2 separate regions of the Homo sapiens genome follow, and region 1 is linked to region 2. A link is a contact called in ENCODE Hi-C or POLR2A ChIA-PET data. All regions are on one chromosome and are shown on one strand. Each heading gives the region's core, a stretch centred on a gene start or an enhancer-like site at or near the end of the contact. The rest is flanking DNA. Distances are from core to core; before and after follow the strand shown. Region 1 overlaps IKZF3 (IKAROS family zinc finger 3). Region 2 overlaps IKZF3 (IKAROS family zinc finger 3).

Region 1 (6,813 bases), core at 523-3,022, 60 kb before region 2:
TGGACTCCAGAGCCTGGGGGTGTGGGCGATCCTGGGGTGTGGGGAGGGCGGGCTGAGGCTGCTCCACAAGCGTTCTCGAAGTTCACCATACAAGAAGGGGCGGTGTGGGGAAATGGGGATGAGGCCTGAAATTCAATCCCATGTGGGTTGAGTTATGATGTCATCTGACACCCTCTCACACGGCTGCATCTACCCCAAGGAAGGGGCAAGTTTTTCTTTGATGGGCACCTGGGGGGGCTGTTTAGCTGGAGTTTTTTTTGTTTCGCTTTTTTTGTTTTTGTGTTTTTTTTGAGACAAGTTTCGCTCTGTGGCCCAGGCTGGAGTGCAATGGTGTGATCTCGGTTTACCGCAACCTCCACCTCCTGGGTTCAAGCAATTCTCCTGCCTCAGCCTCCCAAGTAGCTGGGATTACAGACATGCACCACCACGCCCAGCAATTTTGTATTTTTAGTAGAGATGGGGTTTATCCACGTTGGTGAAGCTCGTCTCGAACTCCCGACTTCATGTGATCCGCCCGCCTCAGCCTCCCAAAGTGCTGGGATTACAGGTGTGAGCCACCGCGCCGGGCCTGGAGCTGCATTTTTGTTGTAAGCACTTTGTTCTTACTTGGATTAGGTTTATTTTAGGGTGGTTTGGGGCAGACTGAGGGAGATTGGAAGGCAGAAACCACCCCCTCAGGACAACCACGTGGATCTCCTTAGGGTCTGGGTAGTGGAACTGGGCCCTGTGACCTTGGAGTTGGAGGGGAAGCTGTAAGCAGGGATGGAACGGGCCACCCGCACCCTCACACAGCTGTGACCAACAGGCACGGTCATCCGCATTCACCTGCCCAACTCCCATGCCCTGAGTCCTGTCCTCCAGGGCATTCCTACTGGCACTACCCCAATTTCCCAAAAGATTCCAGGGATCTCTCTCTCGCTCTCTCTTTTTTTTTTTTTACAGTCTCACTCTGTTGCCCAGGCTGGAGTGCAGTGGCTGATCTCAGCTCACTGCAACCTCCACCCCCTGGGTTCAAGCGATTTTCCTGCCTCAGCCTCTTGAGTAGTTTGGGATTACAGGCGTGCGCCACCACGCCCAGCTAATTTTTGTATTTTTAGTAGACGGGGTTTTGCCATGTTGGCCAGACTGATCTCAAACTCCTGACCTCAAGTGATCCTCCCGCTTTGGCCTCCCAAGGGAGGGTTCCTTCCTCCCAGGCTGAGGCACCCTGCCCCACACATCTACTGGAGGAACTTAGTGTTGGGGCCAGGGGGTGGCTGGGTAAGGCTGGATCCCACACTTGTCAGGCCAGGTTGGGGTAGGGGAGGATACACGGGGGACCCGTCTCTCAGCCGTTCTGGGCCGGTGCCTGAGGCGATCTGCCCCGCCGCCCGCCCTTCCGCCACCACCCAAGTCGCATGCGCGCGCCGGGGCCGACGGGCGCCAGGCTCCACCGAGCCACCCTCCGTCGTGGCGGCCCCTCGTGCCTCTGCGGAGGGAAGGCCGCCGGCTTCGCCAGGGGGCGCGCGTCGGGGTCGCGGCTCTTTGAACTCGGCCCCACGAGGGGACGCGCCATCGGTTTCGTGGCTTGCGTGGCGCCGCAGCAACGAGCCGGTCGCCCCGGGGCGTTGCTTAGTCCGGGCCTCGCTGCGAGTCTGTGGGCGAGGCGGGAGGTGCTTCCTTGGCCAGGCGGGTGGAGGAAGGTGTGGGCGCCGCATCCCAGCGTCGCGGAGCCTCCAGGCGCGGGCAGGCGAGACTGGCGTGCAGCGCGACGGCCTAGTCCCGGCGTCCCACCGTCCCCCACTCCCGCAGGCGCCGAGCCGATTCAGCCGCGCGGCTGCAGTGACACCCAGCGGCCGTCGCGGGAAGTGCGGTCGCCGCGGCCAGGCCTCCGGGGCTCCTGTCTCTCGAGGTTCCCACCCCGGTTACGCGCGGGCACCCCGGAGGAGAGCGGCCGCGCGCTGCAGATGCCCGCGGGGGCACTTCCCCTGCCCCTCCCCCGTTTCCTCCCCGCAGGCGCCCGAGCGCCGGGAGATCCTGCGCAGCGGCAGTGCCCGGAAGGGCGGGGCGGGGTGCAGCAGCGGCGCTGGGCTGTGACCCGGGCAGTTTCACTTCTGGATCCTGCTCGGGCTGTGATAGGACAGCGCGGGGGCAGCGGGGGAACACGCGGGCACGCCGAGATCCGGCGCTCGGGACCCCGATGAGGGGAGGCCTTTCACTCCTGGGGTGTCACGCGACCCACGCTTTCCTCCATGTCCACTCCCACCCCCCATGGGTTCCACTTTGCTGTCCCCCGAGCTGCCGCTCCTCCCCAGCAGACACCGTCTCCGCCGGGGCTGCCGACCCCCGGAGAGGCCCCGAGCGGCGTGGGCGGCGGGAGGAGGGAGCTGTGAAGCCGCAGGCAGGGGGTTAGGCTGCGGGCTGCTGAGACGCCGAGCTGTTTCTCAGAAGTGCAGCTGCCCCTCCCCTCACACCCCCCTCACTCCCACCGCGCGCCGCACCCCTGCCCCCTCTCCGCCGGCCTCCCTTTCCTCTCCCAGGCACCCTAGCCGGGAATCTGGGGTCTGGGTCCACGCAGAATTAAGAGGAGAACCTGAGAAAGGGCGGGGGCCGGGGGTTCAGACCCAGCCTCAGCGCGCGTTATTCCGAGCCTCCTATAATTCCACAGGTGAGGGGATCCTGTCCCCTACCCCTGGGGTCCAGGATTGGAATTTGATAGAACAGTTAGGAAAATGACATCTTGAGAGAGTCAGGGCCCGGCCACTATTACTCTAGCTCCAGCGTCCAGTGAGGAGAGGAGAGAGAGGGAAGACCTGGAGCCCGGCTGGTGCAGTGAGGTTGAGGCCTGTCTTAGGAGTACCAGCTGGAAGGCCCTTCAGAGATCCCTGACTCTGGGGAAAATCAACGCCCAGAAGGGGAAGTCAAGTGTCTGGGCTCATCCCGAGAGGGAGAGGGCTGGGATTGGAACCAGGACTCCAAATAGTTGCGGGAGTCTGCGACTGTCTTTTGCTTGGGACTTCAGAGCTTTGCTGGATTCACTGACTCAGCCTGCTTTCCCTCAACACACACAAACACACACACACGAGACACGTGCACGCGCGCACACACACAGATACACAGACACACACAGACAGACATGCAAGGAGAGAGACAGGCACACATGGAGACAGACACGCACACGCAAAGAGACACACAGCTCCCCAGGAGTCTAGCGGGGCAGCTGAGGTCTGTGAGTGAGACATTCTCAGTGAGACACTGAGAATGCAATTCCAGTGGGGGTGGGATGGGGATTGGGCGGTGGAAGGACAAGCCCGGGGGAGGAGGTGGCATCGCCCCCCTAGTTCCCATCCACCACCACCCCCAGTGCTGTGGTTTATTTGCCTAGGCAGCTCTTCTGGGCCAGGGGGCCAGGGTACTGGGGTGGAGAGGCGAGGTGATGGGAAAGGCTGTTCTGGGGCTTCCTGCCCCCTCACTCCTGGGGAAGGGGGGTAGCTGCCATCACCCGCAGGCCTTTCCACTGCAGCCCTTTCCTTGGGTATGTGTGTTATTCTGGGGGAAGATCTGTTATTTGCGGAGAAGGGAGGCAGCTGCCTACTTCACAGGTCAAGACAGAGTTAAAAACAAAACCACAGCAAATTCAACACCCCGTGTCCTTCAGGGACTTTCCATGACACCTTCCTTCCCCCCTCTCCCCTAAGCCAGGGAGCACCTCCCCAGAGGGCCTCCCCACCCCAGGTGCAGTGGCTTTTGGCTTTTATGCAAACAACTGTCTGATCCCGGAATGCTCCACAGCCCGAACTGTGGCCTGGGCCGAATGTGCCCCTCCACCATCCCTTGGGCCAGTGTTTCTGGTCTTCCTGGAGTTGTGACCTCCACTCTTCCTCAGACCCTGGATTCTGAGGGACAGGAGATGAGGGCAGGAAGCTAGGTCCTTTCCCCCTGCCTGCCCTCGGGTGGCAGTTGCCTGCAGGTGGAGGGTTTGGGCACAGCAACCTAAGTGAATGGTCCGGGGTTTTGAGTGATGGGGGAGGGGAAGAAGGAGGGTGCAGGTGTGGGGTGGCCTCCACTGCCAGGCCCACCACCCTCTAGGGCATTGAATTAGCTCCCAAGATCAGGAAGGAAAACTCTTCTCAGGCTGGGAGTCCATTCAACCCCAACGCCAGTGTGGACCTCCGGTCCTGCTCACTGGCAAAGGGGGTCAGGATCTCCCTGTCTCCCTCTCTTCTGCCTGAGCTGCTTCTGCTTTGGGGAGGGATTTGGGGATGGGGAAGGCCATATAATCTTCTCTCCAGGGCTGAAAACCAGCTACTGAGGGGCCGTTTTTGAATGTATTCAGTGCTAAAATGCAAAGGCAGGGTGCCATGCCATTCCTTTCTCCTCCTCAGCTTGAGCAAGACTGGGAAACCTGTAGGAGACCCTCAGCCAGTTTGAACATTTTGGAGTGCTGATGGGAGGGAGATGATGCTGATCATGGAGCCAGAGGACGCTGGTGCCAGCCTAGCCCCACATTTGTTAGTCTTAAAACTTCAGACAATCTTTCTCATGCCTCTTCCACAGAAGACGGAAAATGGAGGGTGCTTTAGATGAGGCTGAGCAGAAGGCCAGACTCTCTCTCTACTTTCTCTAACGTTTTCTAAGAGAGAACACAATGATGATGGAAAGAAAGCAGCCTCATCCCTATGCCATTCTCCTAGGACTTTTCCCCCTAACACCTTCGGTTTGGGTCTCCAGGTATCTAAAAACTGTATTTAAATATGGTCGAGTTTAAGGACTGCAACTCAAGTTTCCCAATGTGGATGTCTGTGAGCCCCCACACATGAAAAAGTCAGAACTTGACTGTATTTTAAGAAGAATCTCTGTTGAGGGAGGAAGGCAGAGCAGTGACTTGGAATAGGGGTGCACCATGCTGAATGTGCTGATCATGCTAAGTCCAGGTCCTCAACCTCCTCCAGTTTCCTTAGTGAACTAAGGACCAGTGGAACCAGGAACCCTATCTTGTGGGTTACAGGGGCCAGCAGCAGGATCACAGTGGTAGGCTCAGCAAGGCGTCAGGTGAGAACCTTTATTTCAGTGATAATTCATTTTTCTTGATAACTGGACTTTAAGAAATAGAGGGGCAAAATTAAGAAAGTATTCCTTGGGGCGGGATGAAACCCTTCTACATCCTGACACCAGCAGACACAAATCATAAGTGATAAGGATGCACAAGGACTAATTTCAAACATACCAGGATTTTTTTATTTTTCAGTGTAAAAATCAAACATGATAAACCTAGAAAACTATCAGCAGGGCTATTTCTTACAGGGTTCCAGCAAGGGTTAGCATTGTTACATTTCAGAAGCTGACTTTCTTTAAACCATCTTTACAGAGGAGTAAACTTCACAGTTCCACACATGGCTGGGCTCCAGGTAGAACTCCATAGGAGTGACGAGGGAAAGTCACCACTGGGCAGGGAGGGCATTTCTGAGAAATGCAGATGAGAGGAGAGGCTGTGAGCACAGGCTGTGTCAAAACCCAGGGCAAGGGCTCCCTCCCGCCTTCCCTCCCAGTGGGAAGGCCACCCTGAGCCCCAAACCACATTCTGTTCCTTCCTCGTCATTCTGCAGACAATGGTCATCCACAGACCACACGTGTGGTGGCTTTGGCAACCAGAAATTTAAAATAAGCTATGGTTTTTCCAGTAGCCAAAATGATCCTGCACCAAAGCTCATAGACTGAGAACCTGAGCATGCAAAACCACAGTCTGGGTGAAGGGATGTCTGCTTTGTAAATGACCTGCTAATTCTTTGCAACCCACAGTAATTTGGTTTCTGTGAACCCACAGAAGCAGGCCCACCAAAAAGGGCCTTGTCTGCTAGCCTGGAGTATACATGAGTCACTGGCGGTGGGATCAGTCATTTTTTAGGCTGCCCCATTTTCCTAACATGTTAAAATGTGTGTTCTCAGTCTTTTCAAGAGAGGAAGAAGCAAAGCGGCACTTACAGAGTGTGAGATAGACACAGATCTGTGGCGAGGGATTGGGGAAGGTGGGTGGCATCTTGGGACTCTCTCCAGGCTTTCTGGAGTGGGGTCAGTGGAGAGATGAACAGTGAGAAACATTTGAAATAACTCAAGTTTTGGAGCAGCGGGGGGTGGGGTACTAATGGCTGAGGACTCACAGACAGTGAGGGAGCAAAGCGCTTTGACTTCCCTGGGTGCGACACCATGAAGTGTCTATAGCACGTGGTTAGCTCACGCTGGTTCCAAGGGTCAGCAGATCCTCTGCCCTTGTGCATTAAAACAACATGAAGGAAACTGTTAGAGATCAGTTACCTCCATAATTCATTTGTAAAGGAATTGCTATTATGATCTAGTATGATCTTGGGATATTTTTCATGTCTTTAAATTTAGGACACGGTACATTTTCCACTGAAAATTTACAATCATCCAACATAATGCACACCACCCCTCAAAGGTAACATTAGCTCATATACAAAATCATGGAAAACCTCACAACATCCTTGGAAGGTAGATATTGTTATATCCTTACAAAAATTTAATACACCCATTAACATTCCTATTTCAAATAGCTCAATCGATATCAACACATAAGACAGCCCACAATTGTGATACAGTATTAAGAAGAAACTCAGGCCAGCCGCGGTGCCTCACGCCTGTAACCCCAACACTTTGGGAGGCTGAGGTGGGCAGATTACTTGAGCCCAGGAGTTCAGGACCAGCCTGGGCAACATGGTGAGACCCTGTCTCTACAAAAAGTACAAAAATTAGCTGGGTGTGGTGACCCACGCCTGTAGTCTCAGCTAGTTGGGAGGCTAAGACGGGAGGATGGCTCGT
Region 2 (7,076 bases), core at 3,182-5,681:
TCACATGTTAAACCCAGATAATCTTGTTTATTGGTGTTTGAAGGTTATACACCAAGGGCTGGATTACCAGGGTGCTCCTTTAGGCCTGGCTCTGACATCTTCATTCACCTGCTGTGTGTGTGACGCTTTAAAATCCAAAGCTTTGAAAGTACTGTGTTATTAGTCACTTCCAAATGTAATTTTCCTAATTCTAAGCCTGAATACTATGTCAACCTATTGCTAGACTGCTGATTAGATCCTGGAAGAAACCGCAAGACACAACTGTCAGGGGCAGATGATGTCTATTCTTTTAAAAACTGTTTTCCACATTTCCATTCAGCATTTTTCTATGGATGAAGCACCTGTAATTTTCTCCATCAAAATTAAGAAAAGAAAAGGCCTCTGAATAAGCAAGGAATAAAATTAAAAGATTGACATAGATTTCAGGATGATGATGAAGAAAGGGAGATTGAATCTTTCATTATTTTTCATAATTAGTATTATTTTATATACAAACAACTGAACCAAAATTGTTTATGTTGGAAGCAATTCCACATGCCAGTGCATATGAAACTATTATGAAAACAGCAAAGTCAAGTTTCTTAAGACTTTACATGCTTTGGTCAGATCTTTTTAATCTTTTTTAGGTTGTGAACATCTTTGAGAACTGTACTCTTTGCCCAGAAAAAGGTACACATGCCCATAAACACGAAATTTCACATACTATTGATTGATTTCTCAAACCCTGAGATCTCAGGTTGAGAATCTCTGCCTCAGGCCTTTAAATAGGCTCAGGCTTAAAGACACCTCTGTGTTATATTTTGTAAACTTCATATAATAGTGGTTGGCATTTTTCAAATTTTTTGCTCAAGCATCCTCAAAAGAATTTTGAAAAATTATATATCTCTCTTATACATAGTGGACATTAAGTACATACTAAGTTGACATCTATAATTTTTCATCATGAGTTTAACTATTTTTAAACAAAAGAATACAGTTTGTGTATTGTAAATAATGATAGTTTAAACCATTACCACACCCTTTCAAATGTATCTACTTAGGAATATATACATATTTGTGATTTAATTTACTCCATCATGAATTTAAAAATACATAAGTAAGCTTTTCAAGAAAGTCAGGAAATTTCTCTTTGAACTTCTATTTCCATTTCACTACCCCCATGGAATTTTCTCCTAATGTAGTACTCTTGTATGCTTGAGTCATCTATTGTTCATCCCATTATATGTATCTGCAGCAAAAAAAAAAAAAAAAACCCAATAAAATATAGTTACTTTTGTTAACATGAAGTGCTATGTGTCAAAATGTGTTTTCTTCTGGATTGAATTAGCATTACAATTATTAACATACAATTGAGTAAAACAATATAGGTATATTATAATTTGATCAATAATTACCAAATACAAAAAGTAAAATTTATTGGGACTGTATCTCCTAATGAGAAGGATAGAGAGGAAATAAGTTATGAAAATTTGATAAAAGAAATTATCTAATTGATCCTTTGTTTGGCATCTTGGAAGTACTTACACCTTAGAGGTGGGTGAGAAATGTTCTTTTCTTTTATAAAGTGGAGAAGGAAGGCTGGGCATGGTGGCTTATGCCTGTAATCTCAGCAATTTGGGAGACCAAGGCGAGAAGATCACTTGAGTCTAGGAGTTCAAGACCAGCCTGGGCAACACAGTGAGACCCCTCTACAAAAAGTTAAAAAATTAGCAGGGCATGGTGGTGGGTGCCTGTAGACCTAGTTACTCAGGAGGTTGAGGTGGAAGTATTGCTTGAGCCCACGAGGTCAAGGCTACAGTGAACTGTGATTACACCACTGCACTCCAGCCTGGACAGCAGAGCAAGACCCTGTCTGAAAGAAAGAAAGAAAGAGAGGGAGAGAAAGAAAAAGAGGGAGAAAGGGAGGAAATAAAAAAAGAGAAAGAGAAAGAGAGAAGGAAAGAAAGAAAGAAAGAAAGAAAGGGAAAGAAAGACAGAAAGGGAAAGAAAGAAGGAAGGAAGGAAGGAAGAAAGGACGGAAGGAAGAAAGGAAGGAAGAAAAGGAAGGAAGGAAAGGAAGGAAGGAAGAAAGAAAGAAAGGAAGAAAGAAAAGAAAAAGCAAGCAAGCTCAATGGCAGCAGTCTTCTAGGCAGATCAGTTTTAGGAAGAAGGGCAGAGAATATACTGAAGTTGCGGACCTGGAAATTGATTCTCTTAAAATTATCCCATGCAATCCTTGGAAAGTTTTCCCAGCATTTCAAGAACACTACTAAAATAAAAGACCCCAATGCCAAAATGTACTCACATGCTGTTCTTCACTTTAGTTAATGAACCAATAATTATTTAGTGAGCACTTGTGAACACTGCAGGGGATAAATGGATGAATGGATGGTTGGATGGAAAGGCAGAAAGAAAAATGGATAAACACTGAGCATTTACTATATTCCCAGAACTTTGGCACAAAAGAACACAACTATAAAAGACTGTTCTTGCCATGTCTTTGGGACACAATCAAGTACAATAACACCCTGCCACAATACAATGTGTACAAATTTGGATGTAAAAGGATTGCTGATTGCCTCCAGTTGTCTACCCTTGCCCACTTCTCAGACAAGAGCAAGCTAAAGTTCTTATGGGAATGGATAGGAAGTAATTGCTTCAAGATCATTTGGGTCTTTTAAGGTTTACAATTGTGTCCAGTTTAAACTTCACTGTCATTGCTTTGTGCTTTTTGTAACAGTATATTAAAAACAAAACAAAACACAAAACCACCTACTATATTTCATTTACTTGCAATAATATGACCCCCATATTTTACAAGATAAAATTTCGGGATCCCATCTACTATGTTGTGGAGAGAGCTCATGTACTCTTCTTGTCTCCGACACTATTCTCTTTCATGCAAACTACAACACAAAAACAAAAACAAAACAGAACACCCAAAACCCAAAATCCCTTTGGGCTGACAAATTACAAAAAATTTGATAGTTCTGATGAGCCAGGACAGGATTTTGTTCAGTCTTCAGTCCAGTGGTGTTCTGGTAATTGCTTAACAACCAGCTCAGGATCGGGGAAGGGCTTATTTGTGGCATTTGCTGATTTCAGTGGTATAAATACTCCACCATGGCCAATTTCAAGCTACCATCATGGAGTCAGCCAGCATACAAAATTGTTGAAAATTTAACAAGCAGCTATGAGCTGATTCTGGCACACCACTGGGACTCCTCATTTATCCCTCAGCAGGGTACCTTCCTCTAGCTATCAAATGGCACCAAGGTACACAATGGCTCGGGTCACCGTGCCTGGTGCCAAAGTTTATTTGAGAAGCAGAACTCACTTGGCAAGAAAAGCTGCTATGAAAGTTAGCAGGCACATAAGGGTGTTTCATGCGTTCTCTTAATCCAGCTGGAAGGAGGCACCAACACTACTGCTTAACAGACAAAGAATGCAAAAAGAGGCAGGGCGAAGTGGCTCACGCCTGTAATCCCAGAACTTTGGGAGGCCGAGGTGGGCAAATCACGAGGTCAGGAGATCAAGACCATCTTGGCTAACACGGTGAAACCCCGTGTCTACTAAAAATACAAAAATAAAATTAGCCGGGTGTGGTGGCGGGCGCCTGTAGTCCCAGCTACTTTAGAGGCTGAGGTGGAAGAATGGCGTGAACCCGGGAGGTGGAGCTTGCAGGGAGCCCAGTTCGCACCACTGCACTCCAGCCTGGGCGACAGGGCAAGACTCCATCTCAAAAAATAAATAAATAAATAAATAAATAAATAAATAAAAAGAATGCAAAAAGAAGGGAGAAAACTCTCCAGAGGATCCACTAAGGACAGTGGGCAGCCCCATTTTTCTGTTAACCATTGCAACTGTCTGTGGCTCTTTGGCAGATGTCAAATATCTTCCTACACATTCCTTTTAGTTTGCTGTGCTACGCAGCTTAGTTATGAAAAAAAAAAAAAAGAAGAAAAGAAAATCCAGAGATGTTTTCTGTTAAAAAGTTTCAAGGGCCAGGCACAGTGGCTCACACCTGTAATCCCAGCACTTTGGGAAGCCAAGGCAGGAGGATTGATTGAGTCCAAAAGTTTGAGACTAGCCTGGGCAACATAGCGAGACCCCGTATCTACAGAAAAAAAAAAATTAGCCATGCATGGTGGCATGCAACTGTAGTCACAGCTACTCTGGAGTCTCGGGTGGGAGGATCACTTGAGCCTGGGAGGTTGGGGCTGCAGTGAGCCGAGATCGTGCCACTGCACTCCAGCCTGGGTGACAGCGTGATTAAAAAAAAAAAAAGATTCAGGGAGAGATGTCTTGGTTTTATCATCAACAGAACTTACCCGTTTGACACAGTACAAGCTGTAAAGCTCTGCCCATGGTAAGCACTTACAGAAATCCCCTGTGAGTGAACTTCTGCAGCACAGCACTGCTGATTTTGTAAGATAACCCCTGCATCCCATGAGTGACAGGTCTTGATCTGGGCTTGAGAGATGTAATATTTTGATAAAAAACGGCACTTCCTTTTGAAGCATATATTTGCGTGTACTAAGCAGTACCGCGGGAGCCTCAGCGAGTGCCTAAGCGAGGCTGACGCGGTCTCTCCCAGCTCGCTCCAGCCACCCTTCTTCACACATCTAAATGTGGCGGTAATTAGCATCCATAAACCACACATGTGGCTTAATTTTTTTTCCCCTTTCAGAAGCATCAAAGTAGTTTGTACTTCTTCTAAGCACCAAAGAGTTGTACACCTCAAAAGGGACCGAGACTATGCCATGGGAAGCTACTGAAGATGGGAGTTATTTCTCCTAAGGGGAAGAAGAATTATTTTTTTCAGCAAGCTTTCTAATTAAAGTTCTTATCTTTGATCTAAGCATCTACACTGCACAAGATGTCACAATGGAGAAAATATAAGGCCTTTCAAAAGTGATCAAATTCAACTTTTCTCTTGGAATCAGGCAAGACCCATAGCTTGTACAGAATGGAAGTAATTAAATACATACACCGATTGATCACCACTGCACAATTAATTAAAAAAGAAATCTATTTCATGATGGGTATTGGGTCTATTTGATATTTAGTTACAGAGCCAGGAGATGAAGGGTGTACTGTGTTGAATAGTGTCCCTCCTAAATTCATGTCCTCCTGGAACCTCAGAATGTGACTTTATTTGGAAATATCGTCATAGTAGATGTAATTAGTTAAGATGAGGTCACACTGGATTAGGGTAGGCCCTAAATCCAATGACTAGTCTCCCTAGAGGAGGACAGAAACAGGAGATGCCCACAGAGATGAAGCCCACGTGACAATGGAGGCAGAGATTAGAGTTATGCTGCCATGACCAAGGAACACCAGGCATTGCTGGAAGTCACCAGAAGCCAGAAAGAGGCAAAAAAGAACTCTTCCCTAGGCCCTTCCCATGGTCCTGCTGACATCTTAATTTTGAACTTCTACCCTCCAGAATAGTAAAAAATTTCTGTTGCTTTGTGACAAACTGGTGTTTTGTCACCCAGTTTGTGGTAATTTATTATGGAAGCCCTGGAAAACTAAGACAGAGGGTAAATGTGCAACTCAGGCAGGGTAAACAGCTAGTGTTGATGGGTATCGAGGTATCGTGTGTACTTTTTACCCCTACAGCAGCTCCAGAACAAATGGCTTGTGTAAATAGAGATAGTGGATGATGGGGGCTGCTGAAAAATAGGGGGCCAGTAGAGTGTTAAATACAGGGGGTCAGTAGCCCAACTTTTATTCCTCAGCTATTCAAAGAGGAAAAAATACTATCGGCAAATGCATCATACCCTCATAACATATACATGCTCATGACAGAACCTTTCCTTCTATTTTCTAAGTGGGAAATGGCAAAGACGGGAATCCAATTTCAGAGGAAGAAGGACTGAAACAAAAAGTCGCAAGAGTTCTATTTCAGTCGTTCAGGCCTTAAGGCCATGTCTTTTCCACTAATTTAAGCACCTAATTACATTCTCTCTGAAATTGTTTGTGCATGACAATTGCCTTGCTGGGATGACATTCCACCATCTCGAGTCTTATCTCTACCTAGTTAATATCCCTCAGTACACTAGCATGAAACACATCTTCCCTCTAGCCTTGATACTCAGAGGTTTTTATTTTTTAGTTGCTCTGTGATCATAGGCCAAGATATAAGCAACAATAATATTCTTTCTCATGATATTTTATAAAATTGTTTTAACTCTTGCTTTTGACATCACAGTATCTTGCTGACATTTTAGATCCAAGTAGAAGGTCCCAAATCTTTTGTATTCAGTAAAGTGGCTGTGATATTCCCAGCACTCATTGGATGCTAAACAAAAATAAAGACTTGGGGATCTCTGGGTTATTTCCTATGGCTCAAGATCAGTCTGAAGATAGTTACAGTTGGTCACTAAGAGGAAGAGAAATAATAATTGTTCATAAGAGTGAATGAGCAGGCTAGAAAAAGAACTCTGAATTTCTTCATTTCTTCTGCTTTCCAAACTGGTTGGATTATATCACTTCATAGGTAAGTATTCTTAGAAAGATGTAAATATAGGTTAGGGCTTCTTTTTTCAAAAAGTTTATGATATAATGGGGTGAAACCTTGTCATGCACAAACAATTTCGAACAGAATATAATTACGTGTTTAAATAAGTACTAACTAAACATACTCTTAAAAATTCAGCTCTGAGACCACACTGTGGAAGGTGGGATAGTATAAAAAGGCCTCCTGGAGGAAATAAACTTGAGTTGATGTAAATATTTGCCAGTGCTTGTTAGATTTAAATTTTCAGGAATAAAGGAGAAAACCAACTAAATGGTAACACAACATTTAGTCTACATATGGTTTTATTTATGTCTAATTAATTTATGTAAATAGAGCTATATCAACTATACATGCATGTGATAAAAAGCTGTTAGTGATATATATTTTTCTGATTTTTAAAATAATAGTATTAGAATCCTCACTGATGCCCTTTTGAAATGGTTACACAAACACTGTTCCTTTCAAGTGCCAAATCTTTTCTTAACTCATCATACAATAAATGTATACACTAGGTTAGGAGTAAGGGAATTATGGCCTGCAGGTCAAATCCAACCCACTGCCTATTTTTGTA

Evidence for each region. Hi-C counts contacts between places; a loop is a spot of excess contacts on that map. ChIA-PET counts read pairs that join two places held with the same protein, here RNA polymerase II (POLR2A). Pooled maps may share reads with other maps.
Region 1: a map of natural killer cell shows a loop between it and region 2 (7-fold over the local background). The contact joins two enhancer-like sites. A Hi-C loop is called at or near these places in 11 of 168 maps with a recorded cell type or tissue (B cell, CD4-positive, alpha-beta T cell, CD4-positive, alpha-beta memory T cell and 5 more), 16 of 37 single-sample maps with no recorded cell type and 16 of 50 pooled maps. POLR2A ChIA-PET finds 5 or more read pairs at or near these places in 21 of 52 experiments (B cell, CD4-positive, alpha-beta T cell, CD4-positive, alpha-beta memory T cell and 14 more).

Annotation. Positions count from the first base shown.
Region 1 is chr17:39,752,524-39,759,336 of GRCh38, forward strand. IKZF3 (IKAROS family zinc finger 3) reads right to left here. Exons shown (of 8, transcript NM_012481.5): 8 at 5,195-6,813. Among named protein-coding and RNA genes, the nearest start is that of GRB7, 18 kb to the left of the region's middle. RefSeq lists silencers at 1,398-1,537, 1,578-1,627, 1,768-2,497 and enhancers at 2,988-3,037, 3,448-3,757, 5,637-5,716. Within about 2 kb of position 1,773, at least 35 of the 41 ENCODE cell types and tissues checked have a DNase peak (open chromatin) inside an H3K27ac peak, as active enhancers do; they include B cell, CD8-positive, alpha-beta T cell and natural killer cell, where a contact is called at or near this core.
Region 2 is chr17:39,809,382-39,816,457 of GRCh38, forward strand. All of the region lies in intron 3 of IKZF3 (IKAROS family zinc finger 3), which reads right to left. Among named protein-coding and RNA genes, the nearest start is that of IKZF3, 51 kb to the right of the region's middle. Within about 2 kb of position 4,432, at least 3 of the 41 ENCODE cell types and tissues checked have a DNase peak (open chromatin) inside an H3K27ac peak, as active enhancers do; they include B cell, CD8-positive, alpha-beta T cell and natural killer cell, where a contact is called at or near this core.